3 separate regions of the Homo sapiens genome follow, and regions 1 and 3 are each linked to region 2. A link is a loop called in an ENCODE intact Hi-C map of the cell type or tissue named here. Cell type or tissue: dorsolateral prefrontal cortex. All regions are shown on one strand. Region 1 has its middle 300 kb from the start of LINC00939. Region 2 overlaps TMEM132B (transmembrane protein 132B). Region 3 overlaps TMEM132B (transmembrane protein 132B).

What was found. A loop is a pair of places that touch in the nucleus more often than their neighbours do. Peaks named below come from ENCODE experiments on the same cell type or tissue, not always from the same donor. Only the 100,000 strongest peaks of a DNase experiment are listed, where the experiment ranks them.
Region 1: a loop joins it to region 2, with 4 times the contacts of the local background. A loop is called at or near these places in 4 of 110 quality-filtered maps.
Region 3: a loop joins it to region 2, with 4 times the contacts of the local background. A loop is called at or near these places in 4 of 110 quality-filtered maps.

The regions. Positions count from the first base shown.
Region 1 is chr12:125,682,970-125,685,469 of GRCh38, forward strand. No RefSeq gene overlaps it. Among named protein-coding and RNA genes, the nearest start is that of LINC00939, 300 kb to the right of the region's middle. RefSeq lists a silencer at 888-987. In dorsolateral prefrontal cortex, a CTCF peak has its summit at 982 (motif pointing left); a DNase peak (open chromatin) is centred at 982; H3K27me3 peaks cover 630 bases.
Region 2 is chr12:125,345,660-125,348,159 of GRCh38, forward strand. The region is part of intron 1 of TMEM132B (transmembrane protein 132B); the gene reads left to right. Among named protein-coding and RNA genes, the nearest start is that of TMEM132B, 160 kb to the left of the region's middle. In dorsolateral prefrontal cortex, CTCF peaks have their summits at 992 and 1,206; a DNase peak (open chromatin) is centred at 988; H3K27ac peaks cover 1,099 bases.
Region 3 is chr12:125,452,774-125,455,273 of GRCh38, forward strand. All of the region lies in intron 3 of TMEM132B (transmembrane protein 132B), which reads left to right. Among named protein-coding and RNA genes, the nearest start is that of TMEM132B, 270 kb to the left of the region's middle. In dorsolateral prefrontal cortex, no CTCF peak of the experiment used is centred here; a DNase peak (open chromatin) is centred at 1,108; H3K4me3 peaks cover 1,060 bases; H3K27ac peaks cover 2,500 bases.

The DNA.
Region 1 (2,500 bases), 340 kb after region 2:
ACAATAATGATGAATTCTTTATATACACAAATATATTCCAAATGATACTTTGGAGTTATAAGATGCTGGAAGAAAACAAAATTAATATTTTAAATATCATGCCCTATTTAAATGACAGTTAAGCTTTTGGCTGGATCAGGAATCAGCACATCGTTTCATTCAGTTAGGTAAATGCCAGGCTGCAATGACATACTGTAATTACTTAGGGCTTGGGAGAAAAGTACAATTTCCTTTGCTACCTGTAGCTTTAGGTCATGATGTTCTTGTGGCCAACTAGGAGAAACCCTCTGATCACAGAAAGTCCCTTTACTACCAGGTGGGTTGTTGGAGCAGCTGAAAACAGCTTTTCTTAGCTCAGGGTTAGAATCTAATTCTAGACTTGGGTAATTGGATCAACAGCCAGATCTAATTGCCAACAAATAACAGAGTAAAGTTTAGGCTGATTAGCTGTGCAAAGCTATTATTTGGTTTAATGAAAAGTGCAAAATTTGTTCACAGAGCCCTGCGTGGGTGCTCACCATGTCTCTACCAGGCACTCTGTGTGCTACCTGCAGGTGCAGAATCTCATTTAATCCTCACTCCAACCCTATGACTTAGGCGCACTCATTATCCCCATTTTAGGGGTGGAGGGAACTGAGGTTCAGAGCGTGAATTCCCTTGTCCAGGATTGCACAGTGAAGGGCAGAGCTGAGATTCAAATTCAGGGATTCCTGTCTCTAAGACATCCTGAGAAATGATTTTGCAACGATTACTGGACCCTTTGCAACACTGCCTCCCAAACTGCCTTAAAAAAAGCAAAAGTACCCTCAGGATTTGTAAGAGGTGAGATGTCTTCCCCCTGTGCACAGAGCAATCCTCCCTCCAGCCTCGCCCACTGCCCCAGGGGTTGGCAGAGTGGCTCCACCTGCACCTGCACAGGTGGCCCCGCGCCTCTCACACAGGTTCAGCTCCCGCCGGTCCCTGTGCAGAGCGCCCCCTGCCGGTCCCTCTTGGAGGCTGGGCCAGCGTTGCGAGTCTTGCCAGGGACGCGCGCTCTAGCGCCGGAGGCTGGGAACGCACCGCGGTGCCACCGCGTCCTGCAGGGGCGGGGCGCGCACCTGGGGATGCACCTGTCCTAGACCCCCTGCGCCTATTCCTCGCCCGCCCCATCCTTCCCCTTTTCACTTTCCCTGTTCTGCCCTTTCCCTCTATTTATAATAATTTAATTCAATTAGCAGACCCTCTCGCCAAAACATGTACGCGACCACAGAATTCAGCTCGAAGTTTCAAAATTCAGTACATCACAGGCACTTTTTGCAGGTCATCCACCAGCGTTCTGGCCTATTTGGGCCTCAGCAGGGCTTTTCTGATTTAAAGAGAGGAACAGACCACTTCATTTTTTCCCATTTTTTTTTTACTTAATATAAATGAATAAATAAAGCCAACATGTAGTTTCCAAATATGTGATATAGTTTAAATGTTCACATTTGAAGATGTAAATGCCTTTAAGTTGCAGAAGGTATAATGCATAACTCACAAGATGCCTACAAGATTTGGGAACATCATTCCCAGTGCAGTAAAGAAATGTGGTCAGAAGTTTTCAGTGGTGTGTTGAGGATCTGCTTTGCACAATGGTGACAGCTTGGCTGTCACTGGTCATGTAGCTTTCTTTGAACATGACACCAAAGGGCCCAAGTTGATTGCTGTCAAGAACGTGGGGCCTGAGAACTCAGTTTGCCCTCCTTTGCCTGCTAAGACCACCTGATGGAAGCTTTGGCTTCTGTCTCCTGTTTCCAGTACGTGGGGATGCCTGTGTGCATTTGTGTGCATGTGTGTGTGCGGTGTCTGTCTTAGTGAGTGTCCTTGGTGGTCTGGACTTTCTCTCATAGCAGCCTTTGAAGGAGATGCAATGCTTAACTCCCTTCTTGGAGGAGGGGAGGGAGGAGCACAGAATGCAGGTACAAGCATTGGAGGGTAAGAACCTGAGCCCAGGGATGTCTGAGTCAGGAGTACTCACTAGGCTGTTCCAATGCTGCATGAGTGATACAAGAGAAAACTAGGAATTGCAGTGAGGAACAGAACAGCTAAACAGTAGGGGAGCAACGAAAGACTGGTCGGGCGCAGATCCACCTCTTCTAGAGCCCAAGTTCTGGCAGTTGTTTTATAAGATTCAAAGGTCCTGTTTTTGGTGAGACAGAACACAGTGACAGAAAGATAAAAGGCAGAACTCTGTTGCTTACAGTTCCAAAAGAGAGGGAACTTCCAGGCGGGACTATGCAGACGGCTGCGTTGTGGGTGAAGGCTGCATCATGGTCAGGGAAGGCTGCGTCATGGGCAGTGAGGGCTGCGTCATGGTCAGGGAAGGCTGTGTCATGGGCAGTGAGGGCTGCGTCACGGGCAGTGAGGGCTGTGTCATGGTCAGGGAAGGCTGCAGCATGGGCAGTGAAGGCTGCGTCATGGTCAGGGAAGGCTGCGTCATGATCAGGGAAGGCTGCGTCATGGTCAGGAAAGGCTGCGTCAT
Region 2 (2,500 bases):
CTGGTGCACCTTGTGTTCTCTCTGAACCTGAACTTGACTCTCTTCTTGGCTCATAAGGAGGGCAGTGATGAGAAGTTCTTTTCAGCTGGGCCTCATTGCTCCTTCCTCATTTCCTGCTCTCAGGGCCCACCTCGTTCTGTCCAGTGGTAAATACCTCTCTAGGAAATCGGCAGACTGAATAGGGCCTCATTTCACGTTCAGAACGCGGGCCACACGGTCTACCTGCCAATGGGAAAAAGAATGGTGTTACTATGTGACATTTTGGGATTAAAGGGAAGAGTGTTAGCTTTTCAGTGTATTTCTCAGGACACAGTCCCGTGGCTTCATAAAATGCTCCTAAATTCAGATATTATATTTTGTTGCAATCTGGTTTGAGGACAGAATAAGGCTCTGGTAGCTGACGTTTATGGCTTTCCATATACACTTTCAGACAAAATTTGTATTGCATTTTGCTTGAGTTATGGTGGGACAGGAGTGTAAACCTTACACTGCTATTTCAGATAAAATGGAGGCTTTGGCTACAATGAAGAAGAGAAGGTGCAGCTTTACATTTCTTGTAAATCAATTTTTGAGAGGTATAAAATACCTTCTTAAAAGATAAAGAAAACAATAAACCAATCTACAGTGAAAACAGAGCATATTAAAGTTTGCATTTATTTTAATTTCCTTTTCCTTATTTGTAAATAAATCAGAATTTAAGCCTTATGTTGGACTTCCCCTAAATTTTACGAGAAGTAAAATTCAAGCCACTCACTTCCAAGTCTGGTGTGCCTGCTTAGCCCAGCTGAAAGATATTGTGATGCTGCATAAGGCAGATGTTTCCTGCTGACGGTGTTCCTGTTGCCAAGTAATTCATGAGCAAATTCACCTGAATTTCACTTCCTGGTTTGGAGAGGGGAAGTAAACCAATGACAAAAAGCACTAATTTAAATTTCATCTGGAGAGGTGCTTCTGCATTGCTCGACATTGTCAAAATACAGATTGCCCCTTGGTGGCGGCAGCAGCTAAAACTTTAGATGAGGCTAATTCTTCAAAATCATTTCTCCCTCCTCTATCTTTTGATCCAAATCCTGCCAAGCCTGTATGGACATCATTCTGGAGGAAACCCAGGTCTATACTATGGAAGGGACTATATCGTGTGTTTAAATAGATTTGAGATAATTTAAAGGAAGTTATGAGGTCGTTTTCAATTAACATATTGTGTTTTCTCTTGACACTACAGATTTGTTGAAGTCATGGTTTTGATGGCAGTTTAATGTCACACACATAGTGTGGCTTAAATCACTTATTTGATCATTTCCCTAATGACAGGTTTTTGGGCTGCTTCCAGTGTGTTGCTGTTATAAATCATGCTTGCGATAAACATACTTGCACATTAATCTCCTTCCTGATCTCTTGATTATTTCCTTAGAACAAATTCCTAGGTGAATTCCTGGGATGGGCATTTTTAAGTATCTTAATGCCCAATTTCTGAATTGCTTTCTGAATGTTAGCCGTGTCCTCCAGAGCTTCCGATTGGCTGAACATAGTCTCTAGTTCCTTGGGGGCAGAATTCATGACTGCATTGTCCCTGTAATATTTTTACATGCCACAATGCTGGAAAGATAATAAGTGAATAATAAGTATATTTAGGTAAGTAATTGGAGGAATGAATAAGTAATTACCCTGCTGGAGTAATGAATCTAACAAGGGACTGGCCATGTTGATGACATTTGAGGAGAATTTGCTTTCTGAATGCCTTCTTAGAAAAAGGATGCATCAGCCCGTACGTGGGCTGTATCTTTTTCACAATCTAGTTACGATTTTCTCACCCTCTAGAAAAGGAAAGCTCACCAAGCACAGCCCCAAACAGGCCAAAAAGTGTTTAAATCAATAGAAGCTATATTTTGCAGAATTTTTAATGGCTGCAGAAAAATACGCCACCAGGAGCCAGAGGGAATGGAGTGGGATTTCTCTGCTGTTTCCTCCTCTGGGATGCTGCATTTTAAGCGCCACGGTCAGGTGCCATTTCTTCTTGCACTGGTTGGAAAACAGGACTCCAGTGGTGGAGGTTCATTTTAGGGCAAAAGAAAAAAAAGTCTCTGTCTGCCCTTGGCCTGCTTTGCTGACCCTGGTTCCTGGTGGGCTGTCTTCACTTTGAAAAAGCTTGTTGGGTCTTTGCTGTCTGTGTTTTCCCATTTGAAAGAAACATGCTAAGAAACACACATACATGTATGTACTCATGTGTACATGTTTATGTATATGTGCTGTGTGTTTTAATTAACAAAATAATACATGGTTGTAACAAATTAAAAGAAAGCAGAAACATAAATGGTGAAAAACAAAAACTTTCGCCTTTGGGTTCTATAGACACACAAACATAAATATATACATTTACATATACATATGTAGAATTTTAAAACTTTACCAAATAGGATCAAATATGACACATTTGATTTTTGTTTTTTTTACACTTTATTTGTTTTTTTATCCTTAATGTCATATTGTGGCCATCTTTTCA
Region 3 (2,500 bases), 110 kb after region 2:
TTTTCTGTGAAATCTCTTTTCGTGTCATTTGCCCACTAGCTGATTTTTCATTATTGATTTATATGTATTCATTACATATTTTGGATATTCATTCTTTTAAATTTATGTATCAAATATTATCTTTAGTTTGTCACTTCCCTTCACATTTTCATGGAGTCTTTTGCCTTACGTTGTAAGTATTGCGGTAGTTTAATTATCAATCTTATATTCTGTGGCTTTGCACTTTATCTCTTACACTAAAATCTCAAGGCTTGTCTCCTATAATTTAAAAATAATCCTGTTTGTTTTTTGCATTTCAGTAAAACACACACACACACACACACACACACACACACACACACATAATCCAACACTTAAATTTTTTTAATTCACTCACATTCTGTGGGCTTTCATTCCTTGTATTTGACTTTCAAATTTTATAATATGAATTTTAAATGAGAGCATTTGGTGACCTTTTTGTAGACTGCAAAAGGAGTTGCCTTTTTCCATCATATCTCTTCTTTTTCCTTCTAGTTTTTTTCTCTAATGAGAAAAATGATGATAAGAAGTGTCAGCATGGAATGGTGACGGATGCTGGGCCAAGTATCAGAGGAAAATGGATCGCAGTGTGTCTGTCCATGCACAAACATTTTGTCTCTTTGGGCCTTACTTTTGTCGACCTCAAAGCAAGAGCATTAATGTACAATTATTAAATTCTCTTCTAGGTCTCATACATTTATAATATTATCATGATGAAATGTAATCATTGAAAAGATTTGTATCAGTATTGCCTAAGGCCTTTGACTTGAAAGTAAATTATACATTGAAAACCAAGTGCAAAAAAATCACTGAAAACCTTCTTTAGCATAGTTATTTCCTAAATGCCAATTACAGTAGGTTAGTCTGTTTAGAGATGCTCCATGAAACACCAGTGTAAAGGATAGGTGATCCAGTCAGTGTGAGAGCTGCTTCATAGTGCATTTTCTATTCCTATTCCTCTCTTGGAGATTTCCAAACACACATTAGCTTATTAAACCCTGCCATTTTGTAGGGGCAGATGCCTGTCACCAAACCCCAGAGCATGCAGGATGCTCAGCCTGGTGTGTACCGACTCTGCTTGTCACCATGCCACAGCCAATCACGGTGCCTTTTTGGATTGTCCTGCCTTGTTAATTACTGTTTGGGCAGCTTGTCCTAATCCCCTATCCTAGGAACAGGGCCAGACTCAACAGAAGACATCTCTTGTCCTTGCTGAATTTACTATTGTTTTGCTTCTGCACATGGCTCTGGAGAGCTGAATGGAGCTTTCAAGTAGGGCCCGTTTTAACAGAGATTTCTGGGCTCTGGCTTAGACCCACCTATGTAGATGATGCCCTGTGATGAATGCCACGTTTCTGTTTTCAGAAAGAGGCAGCAAAGTTATCATTATGACAACTTTACAGTGAAAAAGCACTGTAGCCTGGCTTCAGTCTGGCATCTAAAATAAAATAATAACCAAAATAAGGACACTGGCTTTGAATTTATTCCACCTTTTCTCCCTGGCTCAGTTTTCCATTGTGAACCTATACATGGCAACAGTTACGCAGAAAGATGGCAAAAGGAAGTGCCTGCCTACAGCCAGCCGTGTGTGTGTGTGTGTTTGTGTGTGTGTGTGTGTGTGTGTGTGTGACATTTCTGGCAATTCCTAGCATTTCTCTGCATATGAAGGTGATGAGAATGAACACCCCCTCTGTAATGAAACCAAGTGCTAGCAGATAGCTTGGCCTCTTCAGTAATTTAAGGTCTTCATATAGGCATTTGCAAAGACAGAGCTGTGATAGCAAACATCTTGCTTAGCGCTCAAAAGAGAAAACATTTCTGTCATCCAGAAATCTGCTTATTTATCTCTTAGGAAAGGATTTATAAATATAGTTTTAGGAAGATAGAAACCATTCCATTCTGGATGATCCTGTTAGGTTTCTCCATTTGTTTGCTTTGCATCTGAGGACTTTCCTAGTTCATTGGCTGTTTTTCTCTTTAACAAGTGGATATGATGCCTCGCTTGATGTTTATTTTCAATCATGATAGAAACTGTGAACTATCTCTAGGTTAAGAAGTGAAATTTTAAGTGCTATGCACTGATACTTTTTTGGTCCCTGAGAAGCTAATAAGAGAACTTTAAATGTAGAACTTAAAATTCCTGCACTGAATTGGACTCATTAAAAACTTAAAATACACCTCACCATCCAAGGCCCTCAAGCAATCTGAACAGAAGGTGCTCTATGTCTTAAAAGAAGAAATACGCAGTTTGAGTTTACTAGAGTGCAACAAACAACCATTGACGATTCAAGGGAATTCTGGAGTGATTCCTAATTGGGGGGTAAGGGAGGGGAGTCTGGAGTGGAGGAGAGGCAACTGCACATTTCAGGAGGGGGAACAATGGGGTGGAGGAAATGAAAGGTGGAAGGAGTAAGAATAAAGACCCGACTAGGGGGAGAGAGAGGAGAGGGAAGGAGAAGAATGCAGGAAACCGTAAAGTACT